Linked DNA regions of Homo sapiens: region 1 is linked to region 2. Evidence: chromatin contacts called from ENCODE Hi-C or POLR2A ChIA-PET data. All regions are on one chromosome and are shown on one strand. The core of a region is the stretch at or near the end of the contact, and the rest is flanking DNA. Distances in the headings are between cores, read along the strand shown. Region 1 holds the start of DVL3 (dishevelled segment polarity protein 3). Region 2 holds the start of LAMP3 (lysosomal associated membrane protein 3).

The links. A loop is a pair of places that touch in the nucleus more often than their neighbours do. ChIA-PET counts read pairs that join two places held with the same protein, here RNA polymerase II (POLR2A). Pooled maps may share reads with other maps.
Region 1: a loop to region 2 is called in a pooled map, with 6 times the contacts of the local background. The contact joins the promoter of DVL3 here to the promoter of LAMP3 in region 2. A Hi-C loop is called at or near these places in 1 of 37 single-sample maps with no recorded cell type and 2 of 50 pooled maps. POLR2A ChIA-PET finds 5 or more read pairs at or near these places in 1 of 52 experiments (Caco-2).

What each region holds. Positions count from the first base shown.
Region 1 is chr3:184,152,807-184,157,123 of GRCh38, reverse strand. It overlaps DVL3 (dishevelled segment polarity protein 3), which reads right to left and starts at 1,747. Exons shown (of 15, transcript NM_004423.4): 1 at 1,328-1,747. The coding sequence starts at 1,488. RefSeq lists enhancers at 1-285, 286-1,163 and a silencer at 1,501-1,850.
Region 2 is chr3:183,161,028-183,164,903 of GRCh38, reverse strand. LAMP3 (lysosomal associated membrane protein 3) reads left to right here and starts at 2,170. Exons shown (of 6, transcript NM_014398.4): 1 at 2,170-2,297. The coding sequence starts at 2,249. RefSeq lists a silencer at 1,960-2,169 and an enhancer at 2,782-2,991.

The DNA of each region.
Region 1 (4,317 bases), core at 498-2,997, 990 kb before region 2:
CAAGAATAGTTAGAATCTACAAAGCACTGCCCACTGTACAAAGCACTCTCACACACATGATTTCAGGGGCTCATCCAACCCTGAGTTCCAGGGCAGAAGGTGACAGCAAAACATGCCAGGCATTAGACAGAAGGTGCTTGCTTCCTAGTGCTAGGTGGGCCAGGGGCTTGGGAGAGAAGCCAGACAGATGAACACTGGGGAGAAGAATGTCTCCTCTTGGCTGTGGGGCCTCAGCTCCAAAGAGCAGTGCAGGCCTCAGGCTAGGGCTGGAGAGGCAGCCTTCAGGCCTGGAGGGGCCTTCCCCACCGCCTCCAGGCCCAGCGCCCAGTTAGTGAGGCGGCAGGCAAGTGTGGGCGCCTCCCCCTCCCCCAGTCTCCTGGGAGTTGGGGGGGTTCGAGGGGGATCAGCCAGGCCCCCCTCTTCCCAGGCCAGCTGCTTCAGAACCTTCCGGCTCCAACATTCCATCCCCTCTTAAAGGGAAAGTGACTGCTTCCAAACTGTGCCTGTCCAGATCTCTGCAGCTGGGTGGAAGGGAAGACCCCACCAGGGAGGGGAAGATAGAGAACACCAAGAAACTCTTCCTGGCTATCCCACCCAGGCCCCAGGCCCTTCCTAACGTCTCTCCACTGGCCACCAACTGGAGGAAAAAAGCCCGAATTGGAGGAAAGATCAGCACCTGGGTCAGTGAGGACTACTCCGCAGGGGTCAGGCTCTCTGTTCCGGTGACAACACCCACAACAGCCCACAAAGGAGAGGGCAGGCAGCTAGATAAACATCAGATCTGCAGACCCCGCTCGCGGCCAGGCGCCCGAGCACCCCCGACACCCCTCCCCCAGCTCAAAGTCCCAGCAGAGCCCTCAGATGCAGCATACTCCAAATATGGCTGGGAGCTGTGCTGCTGAAAAGATGAAGGGGGCGAAGAACGAGGGCCACACGACCCAAGTCTGTGCGGAAAAAGGTGGCTCTGGCTCCTCGGCAGGAGGAGGATGGGGGACTCGGGCTCTGAAACTAGGTGGAGGGGGGGTGTGTCTGTCTCTGTGGGCCACTGGTCTCTGAAGAGGTAAGGGGACCGCACCGGCAGGAACTCTGATTGCTAGTGGGGAATTGGACGTCCCCTTAAACAAGGGAGGCCAACGTCCCCTCTTCAGAGGTAAACGGGAGTTGCTACTGGGGCTGGAACCAAAGGGGCCCAAATGGGCCGAGTCGCCCCTAGAAGTCAGAGCGGGGCTAGGAGCCGGTGTAGCGAGGCAAGTCGAAACGGACCGCGTCATCCCTTAGAAGCCAGAGCGGCCGGGGCTCCCGGAGGCGGGGCGGGGGCCATCCTCACCCGAAATCGTCGTCCATAGACTTGAAGAAGAACTTATAGCTGGGTCGCTGCAAAACGCCCTTAAAGTCCGCCAAGGTGACGCGCTCGGCGGGCAGGGGCAGCTTCACAAGGTACGGCGTCTCCTGCCCATCCAAGTGGTAGATGATCTTGGTCTCGCCCATGGCTCTGGCCTCGGGCCCGGCGGCCCGCGCGCGGCCTGCTCGGGCGGCCGGGCCGAGCCTCCCAGACGGCGGCGGCGCGCGGCGCGGCCCAGCGGCTCAACCCAGCTCGGCGGCTGCTGGCGGCGCCAGCTCCCTTGTTCTCCGGCCGCTACCGGGTCCCAGCGCCGCCCGCCGCCGCCGCGGCCGCCGCTTCCGCTCCCCACTCTCCCGACTGGACTGGCGACCGCGACTCTTCCGGTGGCCGCGGCCCTCCCGGCCCAGGGCTTCGTCCGGGCCCGCTCCCCTCCTCCGGCCCGGCGCGGCCCCGCCCCGGCGCGCCCCGCCCCCGGCCGCCGCGGAGAGGCGCCGGCGTCGCGGCAGATGGCAGGGTTTCCCGCCCACTGGCCGGGCCGCGGCGCTCCGGTCCCGGGTCCCTAGAAACGGAAGGGGAGATTCACCGGGATGGCGGCGTTCCCGGACCCCTGAAGGCCCTGACTCCGGACCCAAGTGGGATCGGCGACTCCTCTGCAGTCCAGGAAGAGTGGAATGCAGGGATTGCTTTGGTCCCCAGAAATGGTCTGGGGAAAGAGGGTGGGTCTGACTCTGGATCCCTGGAGGAGAATGACCTCAACATGGCCCTTCAGTGTTTCTTGAGAAGCACAACTGCTGTCACTGAGTCTACTAAACTGATCTCGAGAGAAGGACAGCATCCAGTTCTGATTCCTCCCTATAACCTTAGCGTCCAGTTGCAAGGTAGTGGTTTAATAAATGGGTTGAATGCGGAATAAGTGGGGCCCGGGCGCGGTGGCTCACGCTTCTAATCCCAGCACTTTGGGAGGCCAAGGCGGGCGGATCGCCCGAGGTCGAGAGTTCAAGACCAGCCTGACCAACATGGAGAAACCCTGTCTCTACTAAAAATACAAAAAAATTAGCCGGGCGTGGTGGCGCATGCATGTAATCTCAGCTACTCGGGAGGCTGAGGCAGAAGAATCGCTTGAACACGGGCGGCGGAGGTTGCGGTGAGCCGAGATCGGTGAGTCGAGATCCTGCCTTTGCACTCCAGCCTGGGCAACAAAAGTGAAACTCCATCCCCCCTCGCCCCCCCCCAAAAAAAAAGATAAGTGGATGCATGCATGCCTAAGACAGTAAGTCTCAAACCAGAACTCCAGAACTAGGTATAGCCGGTTCCTCACAGATCTCCTCACCCCTTAACTTTTAATTCATTTAATAAATACTGAAGGCCTACTGTGTATAAGGCATATCGCATGAGATATAGCGATAGCGAGACAGACAAGGCTGCTCTCAGGACCTTCCCTCAGCTGGAGGGAAGCACATAGGCTTGTAAATACATAACTTCAGAGTGACCACTGCTATGAAGAAGGTAAAACAAAGTGATGGGATAGTGACAGGGGAAGCCAGGCGCAATGGCTCATGCCTGTAATTCCAACATTTTGGGAGGCTGAGGCAGGTGGATCACCTGAGGTTAGGAGTTCGAGACCAGCCTGGCCAAAATGGTGAAACCCCGTCTCTAGTAAAAATACAAAAATTAGCTGGACATGGTGGCGCATGCCTGTAGTCCCAGCTACTCGGGAGGCTGAGGCAGGAGAATCGCTTGAACCCGGGAGGTGGAGCTTGCAGTGAGCCGAGATCCCACCACTGCACTCCAGCCTGGGCGACAGAGCGAGACTCCGCCTCAAACAAAAACAAAAACAAAACAACCAAAACAAAACGAGAAAGAGGTTTCTGATTGGTTAGAGAAAACTTCTTCCAGAAAAAAAGACCTAGAAATAGCAAGGATGAAGTGGCTATGAGAAGATCTGGGGTGACAGCCTTCTAGGCAGAGGGCACAGCCAATATACAGGCTCAAGGCAGGAATAAACATGTTACATTTGAGGAATAAGAAGGCCATCATGACTAAAGGAACAGTCCTAGGTGAGGCTGGAAACATAGACCCGCCAGATTACATAGGGCCTTGGATGCTATGGTCTTAAGTATGGGCTCCTTCTACTCCATTTTATACACTGTTGCCAAATTAACACTAGAATAACAACATCATTCAGATACCTCTTCTACTCAGAAACCTTTCCACATTCCCCAAAGCCCCCAAATATCCCTATTCAAGGCCCCCCATAATCTAACCTCTACCTACTTTTACAGCCTTTTGTCTCATATCCTGGCCAAATTTTTGACTCCAGGAAAATGAACCCACTTGCTAGCCCCTGCACACACCTTATGTATATCGTCACTTCATACCCTTTCCTTCACCTTCTTTACATTTTTTATCAAAGTAATATGTTTGGAAGTCAAATAGTATTTAAACAGCTTTTTTTTTTTTTTTTTTTTTTTTTTTTTGAGATGGAGTCTCACTCTGTCGCCCAGGGTGGAGTGCAGTGGCACAATCTCGGCTCACTGCAAGCTCCGCCTCTTGAGTTCACGCCAGCCTCCCGAGCAGCTGGGACCACAGGCGCCCGCCAAATTTTTTGTGTTTTTTTTAGTAGAGACGGGGTTTCACTGTGTTAAACAGGATGGTCTTGATCTGAACTCGTGATCCACCTGCCTCGGCCTCCCAAAGTGCTGGGACTACAGGCGCAAGCCACCACGCCCGGCTTTTTTTTTTTTTTTTTTTTTTTTTTTTTTTTTTTGAGATGGAGTGTTGCTCTGTCGCCCAGGCTGGAGTGCAGTGGCACGATCTTGGCTCACTGTGAACTCCGCCTCCCGGGTTCATGCCATTCTCCTGCCTCAGCCTCCCGAGTAGCTGGGACTACAGGTGCCTGCCACCACACCTGGCTAATTTTTTACATTTGTAGTAGAGATGGGGTTTCACCGTGTTAGCCAGGATGGTCTCGATCT
Region 2 (3,876 bases), core at 921-3,420:
CCATAAAAATTCCATTCTGAAACACACTGCAAGCTTTGGTTAAGTTTACTTGATTAGTGTTTGGAGCAACATAGTAAGACAAAATAGTTGTAGCCAAAGTTATTTTTCAGAAAATAATTTGAGGCTAGGCTGAAAGCCCTCAATCTAGTGATAAGGAGGGTCTCCTAATATACTGCTTAAATGTGTATTCCCCACTGGGACTCAAGCCCTGTCAAAACATCGTTGTTTTGACAGACAATCCAATTAATAGAGGAAGGAGATAAGACATTAAAAGGTTGCCTGTCAGCGTTGTTGAGCCGTGGGCCGTGGCTTACGCCTGTAATCCCAATGGTTGGCTAACGCAGGAGGATCATTTGAGGCCAGGAACTCGAGACCAGCCTGGGCAACACAGCGAGACCTCCTCTCTACATAAAATAAAATAAAATAGCTGGGCGTGGTGGCACGCGCCTTTGGTCCCAGCTACTCAGGAGGCTAAGGTGGGAGACTCACTTGAGGCCAGGAGGTCGAAGTTGCAGTGAGCCGAGATCACGCCACTGCACTCCAGCCTGGGTGATAGAGCGAGACCCTGACTCCAAAAAAAAAAAAAAAACGATATTGTGTGTTTTTTGTTCCAGGATTTTCTGGTCTGTAAAACCACCTGGGGCCAGGCACAGTGGCTCACGCTTGTAATCCCAGATCTTTGGAAGGCCGAGGCGGGCGGATCACCTGGGGTCAGGAGTTTGAGACCAGCTTGGCCAACACGGTGAAACCTGGTCTCTACTAAAAATACAAAAAATTAGCCGGACGTGGTGGCGCACATCTGTAATCCCAGCTACTGTGGAGGCTGAGGCAGGAGAATCGCCTGAACCCAAGTTTGCAGTGAGCCGAGATCACGCCATTGCCCTCCAGCCTGGGCGACAGAGTGAGACCCTGTCTCAAAAACAAAAACAAAAACAAACAAACAAAAACAAAGAAAGAAAAAGAAAAAAGAAAATAAAAAAACACACTGGGAGTGGGCATTATTATGTCCGTTTTACAGCTGAAGAATCCAAGGCTCCTAGAGGTTCCCCGACGCCGCACGCCGGGGAGTCGGCAGCGCGAGCTCCCAGCCAGACCTAGCGCCTCTGGGCTGTGCTCCTGTTGCTTCCCGCAAACCGCGGTCCTGGCGAGGCCTGGGCGTGGAGCGCGGCTGCCGCAGACTCCCTGGGAAGACATGGAGTCAGGGTGCTTAGGGGTTTTTAGGCTCCTGCTCGCCTAGTGGCTGGCTTTCTCCCGGCTGAGAAGCGTCTCTGGGTTCCCAGAAAGGTACCCGAGCTGTTAGAAAAGAGGAGACCCTGGGCCGGGCGCAGTGGCTCACGCCTGTAATCCCAACACTTTGGGAGGCCGAGGCGGGCGGATCACAAGGTCAGGAGATCGAGACCAGCCTGGCCAACAGGGTGAAACCCCGTCTCTACTAAAATACAAAAATTAGCTGGGCGTGGTGGCGGGCGCCTGTAACCCCAGCTACTCGGGAGGCTGCGGCAGGAGAATCGCTTGAACCAGGGCAGTGAGCCGAGATCCCGCCACTGCACTCCAGCCTGGCGACAGAGCGAGACTTTGTCTCAAAAAACAAAACAAAACAAAACAAAACAAAAGAAATAAAAAGAAAAGAAATAAAAGAGGAGACCCTGGCCGGGCTCGGTGGCTCACGTCTATAATCCCAGCACTTTGGGAGGTCGAGGCGGGCGAATCACGAGGTCAGGAGCTCGAGACCAGCCTGGCCAATATGGTGACACCCCGTCTCTACTAAAAATACAAAAATTAGCCGGGTGTGGTGGTGCATGCCTGTAATCCCAGCTACTCGGGAGGCTGAGGCAGAAGAATCGCTTGAACCCGGGAGGCAGAGGTTGTAGTGAGCCGAGATCGCGCCACTGCACTCCACCCTGGGCGACAGAGCGAGACTTCGTCTCAAAAAGAAAAGAAAAAGAAAGGAGGAGACCCAGGGTATGAGCGGAGGAGGCCGGCGCTGCCGGGACCACGCGCGTGCGGTAAACGGTCCCAGAGGCCCGGGCCCCGGCGGCTGCGCCGAGTCCCCGCCCCTCCCTGCTCCGTAGGGGTAGGAGGGGGCCGGCGGAGTTTCCCTCCCCGCCCAGCGGCCCTGGGCGGGCTTTTCGGCTGCTTCTCATAAGCAGGTGGTTTCGTTTCTCCGGCACAGGTAGGTTTCTCTGGCACCGATTCGGGGCCTGCCCGGACTTCGCCGCACGCTGCAGAACCTCGCCCAGCGCCCACCATGCCCCGGCAGCTCAGCGCGGCGGCCGCGCTCTTCGCGTCCCTGGCCGGTGAGTGGCCCTCAGCGCTTCCCGCGGTGGCCCTGACGTGTCGGTCCCCTTTCATCTAAACGCACTCTGGAGTCCCGGGCGCCACAGGACGGGCTGCGGGTAGGGAGGTGTGGCGCGTCCAAGGGCTTCCCAGCTGGAACTTGTTTTCCGTGAGTTACTCAGAGCAGGTGTCAACCCCAAAGACAGTGACACTGTCCCTCGCTTCCAAAAGGGTTCTGGACACCTTCTCAGGGAGAGTTTGTAGAGGTCACTCGGATTTAAGAGATGGAGACCTGAGCTAGGGTTTAGGAATGGGAGTCTTGGCTTTGTTATCCGGGAAAAGCGCTCCTGTCTTGCTTTTCCTTGCATCAGATGTGGTCTGACAGATTGTGCCATTTCAGAAAGGTGTAGGAAGAGTGTCAAAGACTTTTTTTTTTTTAAATGATCATTGTACTTCCCATCCCAGATGCCGTCTGGGACGCTGAGTTTATGATTATTTTATGATCCGACCCTCCGCTTTCTCCAGAGCTTTTCCCCCTAGACATTGAGTCCTCGGGTGCTGTGGTGTTGTCCCTGTGATGAAGTTTCCTGGTTACTCGAACGTCATGAGAGAACTGTCTCCGTCCCTACCGCCCGGCTAACATGCTCAAGCAGGGGGCGCGGTGGCCCTTGCTTGTAACATGAATGCTAGGAATGTTAGGGAAGAGGTGAGAAGGGTCGTGCCAGCTGCCCTTGCCTAGGCAGTTCTCCCCTGCGCCACACTTTCACACTTACAGTTTCAGGTTCTTTTAGGGGACAGAAGAGGAAGTCATCATCACGCTCCACAGGGCAAGCTATTAAAAAAGCAAAACAATCTCAGCCTAGCGGTAACCCACAGTGACCTGTATGTGAGCGCTCCTTGAATGGATGGATAGGCTCAGAAACACAATGGTATTGACAGGCCAGGCGTGGTGGCTCACACCTGCAATCCCAGCACTTTGGGAGGCTGAGGCCGGCGGATCACTTGAGGTCAGGAGTTCGAGACTAGCCTGGCCACCGGTGAAACCCCGCCTCTACTAAAAATACAGAAATTAGCCGGGCATGGTTGTGGGCGCCTGTAATCCCAGGTACTCGGGAGACTGAGGCAGGAGAATCACTTGAACCCAAGAGGCGGAGGTTGCAGTAAGCCAAGATCATGCCACTGCACTCCAACCTAGGTAACAGTGAGACTCTGTCTCAAAAAAAATAAATAAATAAAAATAAAAATACAGTGAGTATTGACAAATGCAAGGGCAAGTGGAGAGAAAATGCCCACATTACCGGTTCCTTTCTGAGCTACAAATTCTCAGAGGTGAGCTAGGTGAAGGATGCATCAGAGGTTTCTTCCTCAGAGGTGGAGGCCTTTGAGGGGTGGCACGGAACTGGATTCAAACCCTTGCCCTGACCCTTCCCAGCAGGGAGGCCTTGTTCACATCACCCAACCTTTCGGGTGCTCAGTTCCCTCACTGAAAAATGGGGAGAATAATATCCTCTGCTAGGAGTACTGGGGAAACAAATGAGGTAGCACCTGGACAGCAATTACTGCAGTGATTTTGCTCAGTGATGTTAACTCGTATCTCCT